Linked DNA regions of Homo sapiens: region 1 is linked to region 2. A link is an interaction called in ENCODE POLR2A ChIA-PET data of the cell type or tissue named here. Cell type or tissue: OCI-LY7. All regions are shown on one strand. Links, peaks and the distances in the headings refer to the core of each region. The heading gives the core; the rest is flanking DNA. Region 1 has its middle 23 kb from the start of WEE1. Region 2 overlaps SWAP70 (switching B cell complex subunit SWAP70).

What was found. ChIA-PET counts read pairs that join two places held together with the same protein. Peaks named below come from ENCODE experiments on the same cell type or tissue, not always from the same donor. Only the 100,000 strongest peaks of a DNase experiment are listed, where the experiment ranks them.
Region 1: POLR2A ChIA-PET joins it to region 2 with 15 read pairs; 6 of 35 experiments call an interaction of 5 or more read pairs at or near these places.

The regions. Positions count from the first base shown.
Region 1 is chr11:9,592,663-9,601,006 of GRCh38, reverse strand. No RefSeq gene overlaps it. Among named protein-coding and RNA genes, the nearest start is that of WEE1, 23 kb to the right of the region's middle. RefSeq lists enhancers at 1-52, 1-265, 313-392, 3,777-3,836, 3,947-4,026 and silencers at 4,267-4,336, 4,497-4,546. In OCI-LY7, for the core only: no CTCF peak of the experiment used is centred there; DNase peaks (open chromatin) are centred at 3,886, 4,366, 5,906 and 6,546; H3K4me3 peaks cover 4,305 bases; H3K27ac peaks cover 7,949 bases.
Region 2 is chr11:9,670,820-9,679,163 of GRCh38, reverse strand. All of the region lies in intron 1 of SWAP70 (switching B cell complex subunit SWAP70), which reads right to left. Among named protein-coding and RNA genes, the nearest start is that of SWAP70, 11 kb to the right of the region's middle. RefSeq lists enhancers at 113-652, 2,824-3,358. In OCI-LY7, for the core only: no CTCF peak of the experiment used is centred there; DNase peaks (open chromatin) are centred at 3,313 and 4,032; H3K4me3 peaks cover 3,013 bases; H3K27ac peaks cover 5,214 bases.

The sequences.
Region 1 (8,344 bases), core at 183-8,182, 78 kb after region 2:
TTTCAGCTTTGGTCTGAACAAGAATAAACAGAAATTCATATTTTTCAGAAGTTTGCTTATTGCAGAATTGAAACCCAGCAATGGAAAACATGAATCTGGCAGTGAAACTGGCTTCACTGGCAGTGAAACACACTATGCTCTTGCCACCCTAATAACCTGCACAGCTGCATTCCTCTGGGCCTTGTTCATGATGATGGATCCCGCTACCTAGGAAACCCTTCTGCCTCATCCACTTAGCAAACTCTTATCCATCTTTCAAGCCCTAGATGAGGTGTCGCCTCTCCTGCGAACAGCAATACCCAGCTCTTTATCCCGTGGATTCATTGCTTACCATTTGGTCCCCATAGTGACCTATGCTTGCCACAAAAGGACATTATTTTATTGTATATGGTTAGTTGTTTCTGCCTAATACCTCCACTACACTGTGTACAATGGAGAAGGAAGAAGGATTATCTTGTTTGTATTTGTATCTGTGTCTAGCACTAGCTAGTAACTGCTCAGCATTCAGGTACCAGGAGAAAGAAGGGGACCTGGGGTTGACATTGCCCAAGTCTCAGGCACAGAGGCCTGGGCACAGAGGAGACAGCACCAGAACACTGGGAGCAGGAGGATGGCGCAGGAGACATGAGGGTGCAAGGACTAGCACAGTGCAAGTCCTTAAAGTAAATGTTGCTGCACATGGTGGCTCACACCTGCAATCCCAGCACTTTGGGAGGCCAAGGTGGGCAGATGGCTTGAGCTCAGGACTTTGAGACCAGCCTAGACAACAATCCCGTTTCTACAAACAAACAAAAATTAGCTAAGCATGGTGACAGAAGCCTGTAGTCCCAGCTAGTTGGGAGGATGAGGTGTGAAGATGGCTTGAACCCGGGAGGTGGAGGTTGCAGTGAGCCGAGATCGTGCCACTGCACTCTAGCCTGGGCAACAGAGTGAGACTCTGTCTCAAAAAATAAAAATAAAAATTTTAAAAAAATGTTGATTGAAAAAAATGAACCAAAAAATTGAATCAGCAAAGTAAACGTAAGTGCCATTTCCCTGTATGCTCTGGTCCCTTCAGTGTCGAAGCCAGGAATCTAATTGGGAAGCATGTGGTGGAGCCAGGTCCTCTGTCTTCCCCAGCTTCAGTATTTTGCTCCATCTTTTAACGAGGAAGCTTAAGGCTGCGTGTGGTGGCTCATGCCTGTAATCCCAGCACTTTGGGAGGCCGAGGCAGGAGGATTGTTTGAGCCTAGGAGTGTGAGGCCAGCCGGGGCAACACAGCAAGACCCCATCTCTACAAAAAATTTTAAAATTAGCTAGACATAGTGGTGCATGCCTGTAGTCCTAGCTACTCTGGAGGCTGAGGCAGGAGGATAGCTTGAGCCTAGGAGTTCGAGGCTACAGTGAGCCGTGATTGTGCCACTGCACTCCAGTCTGAGTGACAGAGTGAGGCCCTATCTCCAAATAATAATAATAATAATAAAGACTGAGGAGCCTTGAAATACAACTTTTTCCCAATTTCAAATACAAATTTAAGACTCCTTATGGGTTTTTTTTTTAGATGGAGTCTCACTTTGTCACCCAGGCTGGAGTGCAGTGGTGTGATCTCGGCTCACTGCAACCTCCACCTCCTCGGTTCAAGTGATTCTCCTGCCTTTGCCTCCTGAGTAGCTGGGATTACAGGCATGCACCATCATGCCCAGCTAATTTTTGCATTTTTAGTAGAGATGGGGTTTCACCACATTGGTCAGGCTGGTCTCGAACTCCTGACCTCGTGATCCGCCCACCTTGGCCTCCCGAAGTGCTGGGATTACAGGCATGAGCCACCGTGCCTGGCCTGCCTCATGAGCTTTTATCTCCATTTTCACTCCCCAAGAATGGGTTGTTCGATACTCGTAGCAATAGTGTGTGACAAACAGGAAAAAAAACTGCACATTTTATTGTCCAAATCACCTGGCTGCATAGGTCTCTTTAATTGTTAGTGGAACTATGGGATGTCTAATCCTGTTCAATGGAAGTCAAGGTCTAGCAGTAAAATTCTTTCTGGAACTGCTGTGCCTGGTGCTTTGCACCAAGTAAGCCACTAGAAAATTAATGCTATAAGTACATATAACGAGGAAAGTGAGGCAGGCCAGGAAGAGACGCTGCGGGGTCTGCTGCTATCACATGCCATTCTTGACACAGCAGAAACCTCAACCAAGGAATGAACCTGGAGACCCTCAGATCTTTGCAATCCTCAGTCATGCTGTTAGGGAAGGAGAATCAGAGTGACATCATTTTAAAATCAATTCCATCTTTTTTTTTTTTTTTAATTGAGACAGAGTCTCACTCTGTCACCCAGAGTACAGTGGCACAATCTGGAGTGCAGTGGCACGATCTCAGCTCACTGTAACCTCTGCCTCCCGGGTTCAAGCGATTCTCCTGCCTCCTGAGTAGCTGGGATTACAGGCATATGCCACCATGCCTGGCTAATTTTTGTAGTTTTAGTAGCAATGAGGTTTCACCATGTTGGCCAGTCTGGTCTTGAACCCCTGACCTCAGGTGATCCACCCACCTTGGCCTTCCAAAATGCTGGGATTACAGGCGTGAGCCACCGTGCCTGGCCTAAACTCCATCTTAAAACTAGCCAAGGCACATTCCTTGCCACTCACGACCCATGATCACAAGCTGTTTACAGTTGAGGAAACAGCTTAAAGATACCTGCAACGACATACTCCTACAACAACTAGAAGTCCAGATGTCTCAATACCCATAACAATATATGCTTTCAAGATAATTATAATGGCCAGATGCAGTGGCTCATGCCTGTAATCCCAGCATTTTGGGAGGCCAAGGCGGGAGCATTCCTTGAGCCCAAGAGTTTGAGACTAGCCTGGGCAACATAGCGAGACCCCATCTACGAAAGTAAACAAAAATTAGCCAGGCATGGTGGTGTGCACCTGTGGTCCCAGCTACTCAGGAGGCTGAGGTGGGAGGATCACTTGAGCCCAGGAGGTGAAGGTTGCAGCGAGCTGAGATTGTGCCACTGCATTCCCAGGCTGGGTGAGAGAATGAGACCCTGTCCCCCAAAAAAAAAAAAAAAAAAAAAAACCCAAAATATAATTATAGTTATACTTTGAGGTACTTACACACTAGAATGTCAAGGACAGCTTTCTTTAAATCAACAGAATAATAAATTTTGTGATGCTGCAACCTACTCTCATGTAGACACATCTTAGCCTAGCTTTTATGTAGACAAGACCTCTATATAAGAAAAACTTAAAGATGAGGTGTTCCTCCTCTTGCCTTCTGAGGATGTTCTAGTCTGTAACAGTAGCTTTCTTTTTCTTTTGAGATGGAGGCTCGCTCTGTCACCAGGCTGGAGTACAGTGGCACAATCTCAGCTCACTTCAACCTCTGCCTCCTGGGTTCAACCAATTCTCCTGTCTCAGCCTCCCAAGTAGCTGGGACTATAGGCGCATGCCACCACGCCCGGCTAATTTTTGTATTTTTTAGTAGAAACAGGGTTTCACCATATTGGTCAGGCTGGTCTCGAACTTCTGACCTCAGATGATCCACCTGCCTCAGCCTCCCAAAGTGCTGGGATCACAGGCATGAGCCACCGCTCCCAGCCGACAGTAGCTTTCAATAAACTATCTCTTCTCACTGCACTCTGTGAACTCACTTTGAATTCCTTCCTACACAAGATCTAAGAACCCTCTCTTGGGGTCTGGATCAAGACCCATTTTTCTGGCAACAATACAGTATCTAGATGATTTAACTCATGGCTACAAGTTTAGAAAAATATGTTGCATTAGGCAAGCTCTTTTCATTTCAAGCAACTGACTCACCTTAAAATAGCTTAAGCCAAAAGAGGAATATGTATAGGCTCATAGAACCCAACCAAGATTGGCTTCAGGGACTCCGATGTTCTCAGATCTTGCCCTCCTCATTTCTCAATTCTGCTTCTGTGTTGGTTCATTCACTTCACCTGCAAATCAGCTTTTGCTATGCAGCTTGGCCTCCTTATCTTTGCCAGCAACGGGAGCATCTGCAAGGTTCCAGGAGAAACTCCATTTGGTCCAGCCCAGATCATATAGGTGCCCCTGTATTCAAGGGAGTGGTGCCCATTATTAGAAATTTGTGGGGGCAGTAGAGGATGATTATTGGACAAATCTTTGCAAGCCAGGTGACTTGCTCAATTTCTATTGACTGCATATGTTAATAACTTTTTGTTTGTTTGTTTGTTTGTGTCTGTGTGTGTGAGAGACAGGGTATTGCTCTGACATCCAGGCTGGAGTGCAGATCTTGGCTCACTGCAACTGCCGCCTCCTGGGCTCAGGTGATCCTCCCAACCTCAGCCTCCCAAGTAGCTGAGACTACAGGTGCATGCCATCACGCCTGGCTAATTTTTGTATTTTTAGTAGAGATGGGGGTTTCACTATGTTGCCCAAGCTAGTCTTGAACTCTTGAGCTCGAGTTTTTTTTTGAGATGGAGTTTCGCTCTTATTGTCCAGGCTGGAGTGCAATGGCATCATCTCAGCTCACTGCAACCTCCACCTCCAGGGTTCAAGCGATTCTCCTGCCTCAGTCTCCACAGTAGCTGGGATTACAGGCATGCACCACCATGCCCAGCTAATTTTGTATTTTGAGTAGAGACGGGGGTTTCTCCATGTTGGTCAGGCTGGTCTCAAACTCCCGACCTCAGGTGATCCGCTCACCTTGGCCTCCCAGAGTGCTGGGATTACAGGCGTAAGCCACGGCGCCCGGCCCCGGCCTCAAATATTTTTTAAAAGGAAAAAAGAGTGGGAAAGCTTCAGTAATCCCACCAGTCACGTAAATGACAGCTGTTGTTGGCCTTCATTCTTTTAATGCTTTAACAACAATCCCATGTGTACAATTTTGTTTGCTGTTTTTTTTCTTACTTTATTATAACACATAAATTTCTCTAATCATAAAAACTTCTTGAAACGCTGCTTTAAATATCTATATAGTATACTCTAAAGACTCACCCAGGCTGGAGTGCAGTGGCATATTCTCAGCTCACCGAAACCTACAGCTCCCAGGTTCAGGTGATTCTTCTGTCTCAGCCTCCCAAGTAGCTGGAATTACAGCACCTGCCACCACACCTGGCTAATTTTTGTATTTTTAGTAGAGGCGGGATTTCACCATGTTGGCCAGGCTGGCCTTGAACTCCTGACCTCAAATGATCCACCCATCTCGGCCTCCCAAAGTGCTGGGATTACAGGCGTGAGCCACCGCTCCTGGCCCTCTGAAGACTTTTAGCCACTTCATCCAGAAGGAAAGAAGGCAGCAGCAGCAGAGTGAGGAGGCATTCCTTCTATACATGTGCCTCTGTCCTCAGTCCCCTGAGGCACTTTCAGTTCCTGGGACACAATTCCAACTTCAGAGGAGAGAGCATTAAACTGGAATTCCCCTCCCCATTTCCTGCACTTCCCAAAACTTGTCTCATTCACACTTATTCTTCCTCCGCTCCAAACTCAGAGAACTTGCTACAAATTTGGCTAGTGGTTCAGCCAAACACTTTAGGTTTGAATCCTGATGCTGTAGCTTCGTATCCTGATGCTGTAGCTTTGTAATTGGGGAAACATTTTACCTCTCTTAAAAACCATTTGAAAAATGGGGATTTTGTCACAGAGTTCTTATGAGGATTAAATGTCATTATGTATGTAAAACACTTAGCACGTAGATGATAAATAATACCAAAATCAGCAAAACCCAGGCCAGGTGCAGTGGCTCGCACCTGTAATCCTAGCACTTTGGGAGGCCTAGTCGGGCAGATCACTTGAGCCCAGGAGTTTGAGACCAGCCTGGGCAACATGGCAAAACCCTGGCTCTACCAAAAATACACAAATTAGCCAGGAGTGGTAGTGCACACTTGTGTCGCCAGCTACTTGAAAGACTGAGGCAGGAAGATCATTTGAGCCTGGGAGGTCGAGCCTGTGGTGAGCCAAAATTGGGCCACTGTACTCCAGTCTGGGCTACAAAGTGAGACCCTATCTCAGCAAAACAAAACAAAACAAAACACCCCAGCAAAACCCAAAGAAGATTCCCCTCTAATTATAGCTCTCTCCTCCCTTCCCCTTCTCTTTCAGCCATGCTTCTTGCAAATGATCTGTGCTTGCTATCTCTATTTCCTCATCTCCCATTTACATCTCAACCCATTGTAATCTGGCTGTTTCCCCTGTACTGACACCGCTCACCAAATATCTTCTAATGAACTCTAGATACCTTCACAGAGCTTTGAGTCATTGTTCAATCTTTTCTGTATTAGTCACAGTTAATCAATTTCTCCTTCAAAATTCTCTTATTCTCTGTCAGATTCCATCCAGTTTTCCTAATTCTCAGCCTGCACCTTCTTACTCTCCTTTGCTGCCTGAACACTGTCTTTTAACTCAGGGGTTCTCAACCCCTGAATTAATGGCAAAACCCCCATGGTACCAGTTCGTGCCCTGTTAGGAACCGGGCCGCACAGCGGGAGGTGAGCAGCGGGCAAGCCAGAGAAGCTTCATCTGTATTTACAGCTGCTCCCGATTGCTTGCATTATCACCTGAGCTCCACCTCCCATCAGATCAGCCGTGGCATTAGATTCTCCTAGGAGCACGAACTCTACTGTGAACTGCACAAGCGAGGGCTCTAGGTTGCATGCTTCTTGTAAAAACCTAATCCGTGATGATGTGTCACTGTCTCTCATCACCCCAAGACAGGACCATCTAGTTGCAGGAAAACAAGGTCAGGGCTCCCACTGACTTACATTATGGTGAGTTGTATAATTATTTCATTACATATTATAATGTAATAATAATAGAAATAAAGTGCACAATAAATGTAATGTGCTTGAATCACCTTGAAACCATTCCCCTGCAACACCCCAACCCCAGTGAAAAAATTACCTTCCACAAAACCGGTCCCTGGTGCCCAAAAGATTGGAGATCGCCTCTTTAATTAGTATTTGTCTTCAACCTTCATATGTCTAGAAAAAGCATGATTCTTTGCTATGAGATCTGAGTTGGAATTCTGACTCTGCTACCTACTAAATTGATTTCCTAAATTATTTTACTCCCTTGAGCCTTCATACTCTCACCTGCAAAAAAGTTCCTCCTCTCCTGGATAATCATCCTAAATTGAATTGTATACCAAACCTATATTTCCAAGCTGGGTGCGGTGGCTCACACCTGTAATCCCAGCACTTTGGGAGGCTGAGGTGGGCAGATCACAAGGTCAGGAGTTCCAGACAAGCCTGGCCAACATAGTGAAACCTTGTCTCTACTAAAAATACAAAAATCAGCCGGGCATGGTGGCGGGTGCCTGTAGTCCCAGCTACTTGGGAGGCTGAGGCAGGAGAATTGCTTGAACCCAGCAGGTGGAGGTTGTGGTGAGCCAAGATTGCGCCACTGCACTGGAGCCTGGGCAACAGATCAAGACCCCGTCTCAAAAACAAAAAAACAAAATCAAGCAAAAAAACCCTGTATTTCCCATTGGCATAATGAATTAGTAAGCATAAATTGGAATTCCAGGCCTGGAAACCTATTTCATGCCACAACTATGTCAAAAATCAGAACAAGTATATGCTCTTCAAAATGTTTATTAACCATATAAAACTAAACAATGTGAACTGTGATGTAAATGTTCCTTTGAGGTATTTTTCTTCATGGGCTGGACTGGCCGAAGTTTCTTTGACTCTTAGTTTAATGAAGTTTGGACACAACATGCCATCTTTTCCTGGTGAATCTTCCTAGGGCATACATAGATATTTTTCCTTACTCCAGAGACCTTTGAATTTGCACTGAAAATTAGGGTCATCTGCCACAAAGGAAAAAAAAAGTTCAGTAATGTTCAGATGAATGCCTCTCAAAAGTTTTTGAATGCTAAATGTTGGGAGAGGGACAGTTGCAATGACGTCTTATTCTTCCATTTTTATAAAAATCTACTTTGCTGAGCTTCCGAGAAATGTCTAGCAATATTATCAGTTTGCAAGAGAAATTTCTAGATTCACTTACTCTGCAGTGTCTCTCAGTTTCAGTGATGCTTTTTACAGTTATACAAATACCTTCAAAAATACTGAATGAGGCAGTTGCCTCCAGATTCCTAGTTCCAGGCTTCACTTAAGATTTACATAATATCCAAAACACTTCCAAAATTCTTTTTTGATCTATCCTCCTTGTTGATTGCTTTAATTGGCCTTTGCAAATTTCACAAATAAAGATACCTTAAGAAAGCAACAAATTCTGTAGCAAGCCGACTCAGAAAAAAAAATGCAACAATTTATTTGCTCTGTTGGTCAAAAGTCAGTGAGATGCTTTGTAAAGATGAATTGGGGAAGAAGGAAAATTACTCTATTGTCAGGATGCTGCTGCTTAAGAAC
Region 2 (8,344 bases), core at 241-8,240:
AATTAGTGTTTCTAATATTGCAGAAATCTCTCCTTAACCGCAAGATCTCCTTATATGAAATTCAAGTATACACACAGATTTCCATTTAAATATCTCTCCCTCAACTGCTGAAAACTGCAGTTTCCAGTAGACACAGATTTTGAGTTTAAAGAAAAGGAACACGAAGGTAGGATGAGAAGAAGGAAATGAAGCAGAAAGTAGAGCAGGAAAAATAGTTTCATGAAACGCAGTCTTGGGGAAGAAAAAGGAAGCTGAGGCAAGGATCTACCTTAGGCTTGTGTTGTGGGAGGGGAACAAGGACATGCCTAAGAGGGACTAAGGAAGCGAGTGAGAGTGCTAATGTGCTAATAATCACCACTGATGGGACTAAGGTTCTATAACCCTCACGGTGGGAAGGAATGAGAAATACCTATTGAGTGATGGCATGCTGAGTACCTGGGAGAAGGTCGCCTAAAGCCTCTTCTGTCTCTAGCTTTGTTACTATGTACCTCTGGGACTGTGATGAGACCCCAAAGGAAATACAAAATGGAGATCAGAGAGGTTAAGAACTCTGAGTCCTAAGATCAGAAATGTACTATTAAGATGGAAGGTCAAATACCAAAAAAAAAAAAAAAAAAAAAGCACCTCAGAGTTTACGTGTTATTTTCGATAAAAGTACATGTATTTCCCAAAAAAAAAAAAAAACATAAAAATGTCCAAGTTATCTCACTGAAAAGTTTCTAGCAAGTAAGGAATAGAAACTAGAAATAATCCAACATTCATTATCCTATTTTAAGATATCTAAATGTGTAATTTTCTCTTTATTTAGAGAGCTGCCCTTACTATTTTATTTTGGTGATATCTACATAAAAAATATTTACAAAGACTTTAGGCTGGGTGCAGTGGCTCATGCCTGTAATCCCAGCACTTTAATAGGCTCACTCAAGACTCTGATCCCCAACCCCATTTTAAAAATTGATTGTTTTTGTTCCTCAATAGAACCTTTTACCATAGAGGTTAGCAGAAACACAACACAAAAGATTAGGAAGGGAATACTATACATGCCAAGTTCACAAAAGAATTAACTACATTTGTATATTGTGTTCCACAAATAAAAACCCTGTCTCATAATTTGCTTCCTTTATATTTTCAACTTACCAATGGCCTGGCTGAATTACCTTTGTAACTAGCAAGTAAAATTTTTTTAGGCTAAATGTCTGTATGGGAACAGAAAACATGGTATGATTCGTAAGATATCCAAACCAATTGTGAGGCAAAAGATAAAAAAACTAAAAAAAGATTTTAGTTGAAAATCTATCATTGAGAAAATACTAAAGATTTAAACTATCCATGTTGTTCATCAAAATTTTTTTCATTTAGATCTACACCAGAGTTGTAAATTCTTTTATTTCAAAAAGGTACAATAAATTTTTTTAAAGCTGTATTTCTAAAAACAACAGGATAAAAATGCACAGACAATGAGTTCATTTCAAGACATTTCCAGTGCTGACATGTAATTCACCCTGCAACCATAACTGCAAAGTAAAGCTATAACAGAGGTTGCAAAAAATATCACTAGATTTTGCTATATTTAAGAGGAAAACATTTACTAAACAATAAGGGTATTAATTTTAAGCTTCATTTTGATCTCTCAAAGGAACAGAAGAAGCTAGAAATAATGGTTACCTCCAGGACAGGGGACTAATATGGGCCAAGGGTTAAGGGAAACTTACTTTTCATTTTTGTAAATACCCTTTAGAATTTTATAAAATTTATATGTGTCTATATGAGATATTAAAAAAGCTTCTTTTTAATATACATGTTTAAATAATAACCTTTTTTCTTAGAATTGTATGTACTGTATTTCTAAGTAACACTGGAGATTTAGCATCTTTCAGCAAAACCACTGAAATTCTAAATAATTTTTTAAAAAAATTGTTAGCACCAGTAGAAGAGAAATAATTATTGCTTCTACTTCAAATAAGATGCCCTATTCCTATTTCCATTATGACTTCTGCAAATTTATACCATAATTTAAAAGTAACAATGTCTGTTTCAGGTGCCACATTAATAAGGTTTATTATTATTAGAGAGTATAGAATCCACATACGAATAGCTCTCATTAAAAAAAAAAAAGAGAGAAATACAGTTGGCCCTCCGTATCCCTCGGTTCTGCATCTGTGTGTTCAAGCAAGTGTGGACTGAAAACATTCCCCTTAAAAACTGCATCTGGGCCAGGCACAGTGGCTCACGCCTGTAATCCCAGCACTTTGGGAGGCCGAGGCAGGCGGATCACGAGGTCAGGAGACCAAGACCATCCTGCCTAACATGGTGACACCCCGTCTCTGCTAAAAAAATACAAAAAAAATTAGCCGGGCGTGGTGGCGGGCGCCTGTAATCCCAGCTACTGAGGAGGCTGAGGCAGGAGAATGGCATAAACCCAGGAGGCGGAGCTTGCAGTAAGCCGAGATTGCGCCACTGCACTCCAGCCTGGGCAACAGAGCAAGACTCCGTCTCAAAAAAAAAAAAAAAAAAACTGCATCTATACTTAACATGGGCAAACTTTTCTTCCTGTCATTATTCCTTAAACAATGTAACTTAACAACTATTTACACAGCATTTATATTGCATTAGGTATTATAAGTAATCTAGAGATAATTTAAAGTATAAAGAAAGATATACATAGGTTATATGCAAATATTATGCCATTTTATATAAGAGTCTTGAGCATCCTACGATTTTGGTATCTGCAGGGAGTCCTGGAACCAATCCCCCAAGGATACCAAGGGACAAACTGTACAAACAAAAGAAGAGCACCAAAACCAAACCAAGGGGGAAAAATGGTGGAAAAAATGTCTAACGTTGAATTCAACTACATTTACTCAGCTACCTATGTGCACCTAGCACCTTCCTATAAAGAAAACCCCTTTCCATCTCTCTCAATACAGTTTTCAGTCTACCATCAGTTAACACAGAATATACTAAAATTGCAATCAAAACAGATAATACAGTCTTAAACTATACGGTTTGTTCTAAGAAAGGACTATTCATGAATACAAGTTTAAAAGCAAGTAGAAAATGTGTTTCTGGAAGTCTGTTTCCCCACTATTAGCCTATTGCTATCTACTTCAGCTGCTGAAAAGCAAGTAAATCTTTGCTTAAGAAAAAGCTCAAAACAATCACTTAGTGTTCCTGGTTAGTTCAGCCTGAAAAACCAAGTAACACCAAATCAACATGACAATCAGTTGTATTTAACAATCCAATTGCAAATCAAGTTAACAGAGCTGATGACTTCTATGAACGTGCACAGGATGGGTGCAGAGATAAAGGCCTACGTACTCTCAACTCAGGTGGGGAGCCAGTCAAGTTACAACTGGAGCCAGAGAGACAGAGCTCCCCGGTAGAAGGTGCACAGATTGCCAGGAAGATGCCCAGTGAGATTACAGGGAATGCAGGAGAAGGAAGGAGAAAAAAAATCAAGGTAAGGAAAGGGAAGCAGACAGAAGTGGTTCCCTTTTTGGGGAGAGGGGTGGTGTGCGGAGGAGGGCTTAAAGATTCGAGAAAACCTACTGACCTGCAATGACCTTATTTATGGCTATAAATATATATAATATATATAAAATATAAAACAGTTGTTTTAACAAGAAAACATTACTGTGACTAGACAACCAGCAAACATCTGTTTCTATTGTAGTTTATGTAAGCCATAAGAGGTCTTTCTCCCTTTCTCCCTTTCCCTCCCTCTGTCCCTCCCTCCTCCCTCCTCTCTCTCTCTCTCTCTCTCTCTCTCTCTCTCTCTCTCTCTCTCTCTCTCTCTCTCTCTCTCTCTCTCTCTCTCGCTCCCTCTCTCTCTCTCTCTCTCTCGCTCCCTCTCTGTTTCTTTCTTTCTTTTTCTTTGGATACAGGGTCTCACTCTGTTTCCCAGGCTGGAGTGCAGTGGCACAATCATAGCTCACTCCAGCCTCCATCTCCTGAGTTCAGGCCATCTCCTGTCTCAGCTACAGAAGGAACTTGGACTACAGGCGTGTGCCACCATACCTCTCTAACTTTTTAAATTTCTTGTCTTACTATGTTGCAAAGGCTGGTCTCAAACTCCTGGGTTCAAGTGATCCATTTGCCTCAATCTCCAAAAGTGCTAGTATTACAGGCATGAGCCACTGCACCTGGCCTAGGAGTGGCTTCTATTTTTTAAATTTAAAATTTTTTTTTTTTTTTTGAGACGGAGTCTCGCTCTGTCGCCCAGGCTGGAGGGCAGTGGCATAATCTCCGCTCACTGCAAGCTCTGCCTCCCGGGTTCACACCATTCTCCTGCCTCAGCCTCCCGAGTAGCTGGGACTACAGCCGCCCGCCACCACGCCCAGCTAATTTCTTTTTTTGTATTTTTGGTAGAGAAGGGGTTTCACCGTGTTAGCCAGGATGGTCTCCATCTCCTGACCTCGTGATCCGCCCACCTCGGCCTCCCAAAGTGCTGGGATTACAGGCATGAGCCACCGCACCCAGCCTATTTATTTATTTTTGAGACAAAGTCTTGCTCTGTCACCCAGGCTGCAATACAGTGGCACTATCTCAGCTCACTGAAACCTCCTCCTCCTGAGTAGCTGGGACCACAGGTGCCCACCACCATGTCCAGCTAATTTTTAAATTTTTTGTAGAGATAAAGTCTCACTATATTTTCCAGGCTGTTTTCAAACTCCTGGCTTCAAGCAATCCTCCTGCCTCAGCTTTCCAAAGTTCTGGGATTATAGTCATGAGCCACTGCACCCAGCTTCCCAAGGGTTTTTTTTAAATCTGTGTTCTATAGTTCGATTTTATTGATAAGTTTGACAAAAGTCTGTCTGCAACATGTGATATTATGAGACAGAGATATACATAGATAAATATATATAGGTTTTCATCCATGGTCCCTGGCTCATAACGCCATAGCCCTTGTTATAATGTTGGGGTGCTTTAGGCCTCAGAAGCAGGTCTCAGAAAACAGAATCTCAGCCAGGTGCAGTGGCTCACACCTGTAATCCCAGCACTTTGGGAGGCCGAGGTGGGCAGATCACTTGAGGTCAGGAGTTTGAGACCAGCCTGGCCAACACGGCGAAACTCGGTCTCTACTAAAAAATACAAAAATTAGCCGGGTATGGTGGCATACACCTGTAACCCCAGCTACTTGGGAGGCTGAGGTAGGAGAATCGCTTGAACCCAGGAGGCAGAGGTTGCAGTGAGCCAAGATCATGCCATTGCACTCCAGCCTGGGCGACAGAGCGGGATTCCATCTCAAACAAACAAACAAACAAACAAACAAATAAATCAATGAAAAAAGAAAACAAATCTCTCTCTCTCTCTCTGACCTTCTGCCCTTTTTTCGCCTGCTCCTTTTTCTCCCCAAGGCAGGCCGTAGAAACTAAAAATATAATCTCATCTCCCCCAACCTTTCTATCTTGGAGCTGGCCATAAAGAAATTCTCTGACCTTCCTTGTCTAATTGAAGGCCACAAGACCTTCATTTCAGAAGGGGTCCTCCCCCATACCCTGGAGGAAGGAAAGCTACACAGAGAGACCAAGAAGAATCTGAACAGACAATCCTTGCTGGATTTTCCCACTCAGTCTATTAATATTAGATCATACCCTTTTTTGTCTAATCACATTTCTACATGGTTGTCTGTACTTTAATCATGACTATCCAATAAAGTCTCCATAAGAGACGGAAGAGGACAGGGTTTGAGGAGCTCCCAGAGAGCTGAACATGTAGAGGCTTAAAGGAAGGTTAATGAGAACTCATTCATGTACCAGGAGGGCAGTGCACCCCAACTCCATGAGGATAGAAGTTCCTCGCCCTGTGTCTCTCTTCATCTGTCTATTTGTATCCTTTAAAATATATTCTGTAATAAATCAGTAAACATGTCACCCTAAGTTCTGTGAGCCACTCTAGCAAAGTAATTGAACCCAAAGACGGGGTCACGGAGAACCCAACTTGAAGCTGGTCCATCAGAAGTTCCAGAGGCCCAGATTTGCAACTGGTAGGAAGGAGGAGGACCGTCTTGTGGGACTGAGCCCTCAAACTGTGCGATCTGACACTCTGTGGGATCTGACACTGTCTCCAGGTAGATAGTGTTGGAATTGAACTGGAGGATACCCAGCTGGTGTCCACTGCAGAACTGATTGCTTACTTGGTGTGTGGGGAGAAACCTCCACACATTTGGTCACCAGAAATCTTCTGTGTTGATTGTTATTGTGGTGTGAGAGCAGAGAAAAAAACAGTTTGTGTGTTGTTTCCACTGACATACTATTAAAATGATATCTAATTATGTTGTTAATTTTTCTTCAGATTTTGCTTCAAAATTTACTTGGATCATTTTTCTTTTACTTAATAATATGCTATTTGTTAAAAATTAGGTATATAAATAAGCTTTGTCTGTACTACACTGGGGGCCCTCAAGGCCAATATTTACTAATTATAGCAATGACTCAAGCACATTTATCTAAACGAATACCATTCTACAAAGTAATCTTCTTAAAAATGAAAGATACAGGCTGGATGTGGTGGCTCATACCTGTAATCCTAACACTTGTAGGTGGATGGACTGCTTGAGCCCAGGAGTTTGAGACCAGCCTAAGCAGCAAAGTGAGACCCTGTCTCTACAAAAAAAAAAAAAAAAAAAAAAAATTAGCCAGGTGTGGTGGCATACACCCGTAGTCCCAGCTACTCAGGAGGCTGAGGTGGGAGGATCACTTCAGCATGGAGGTCATGGGTATGGTGAGCTATGATCGTGCCACTGCACTCCAGCCTGAGTGACAGAGTGAGACCCTGTCTCAAAATAAATAAATAAATTTTTTAAAATAAGTAAAAAATACATTTATTCCAAAGATGATGTCAATATTCCAAGCTTTTCATAATTTATCTTTAGAGAAGAAATATGAAGTTTATGGGACATGGAAAGGAAGAACCAACCTGATTACTTTACAATCATATATATATATATATATATATATATATATATAGACACACACATATATGTATATATATATTTAAATATATTATTTATAAATATTATTTTAAATTATATTTAAATTACATTTAAATTATATTATATTATAATTATATTTAAATTATTATTTAATTATATATTTTATACTATAAAATATATTATATAAAATATATTATTAAAATATATATTATTAAAATATATATTTTATATATTATATAAAATATAGAAAAATATATAACATATAAAATATATTATATATTATAAAATATATTATAAAATATAATTATATTATAATTATTATATTTAATAATTAAATTAAATTAAAATTATATTTAAATTATAAATATAATTTATTTATTTTATATATTATATATTATTATATTATATATTTATATATTTATATTTATATATATTTATAAATAATAATATATTATATTTATATTATATATTTATATATTTATATTTCTATGTATACATAGAAATATATTTATATATTTCTATGTATACATAGAAATATATTTATATATTTCTATTTATATATATTTATATAGAAATATATTTATATAGAAATATTTATATATTTATATAGAAATATATTTCTATATAAATATATTTATATATAGAAATATATTTCTATATAAATATATTTATATATATTTCTATATATTTCTATATATTTATATATTTATATATATATTTATATATATTTATATATATATTTATAAATATACTTTTATATATTTATATATATATTTATAAATATATTTTTATATATTTATATATATATTTATAAATATATTTTTATATATTTATATATATTTATATATTTTTATTTTTATTTTATTTTATTTATATATTTATATTTTTAAATATATTTATATATTTTTATATTTATATTTATAAATATATTTTATATATTTTTATATTTATATTTATAAATATATTTTATATATTTTTATATTTATATTTATAAATATATTTTATATATTTTTATATTTATATTTATAAATATATTTTATATATTTTTATATTTATATTTATAAATATATTTTATATATTTTTATATTTATATTTATAAATATATTTATATATATTTTTATATTTATATATTTATATATATTTATATTTATATTTGTATATATAAAAAACAATAATAGGCCGGGCATGGTGGCTCACGCCTGTACTCCCAGCACTTTGGGAGGCCGAGGTGGGTGGATCACAAGGTCAGGAGTTCGAGACCAGCCTGGCTAACATGGTGAAACCCCGTCTCTACTAAAAATATAAAAAATTAGCCAGGTGTGGTGGCAGGCACCTGTAATCCCAGCTACTCGGGAGGCTGAGGCAGGAGAATGGCGTGAACCCAGGAGGTGAAGGTTGCAGTGAGCCGAG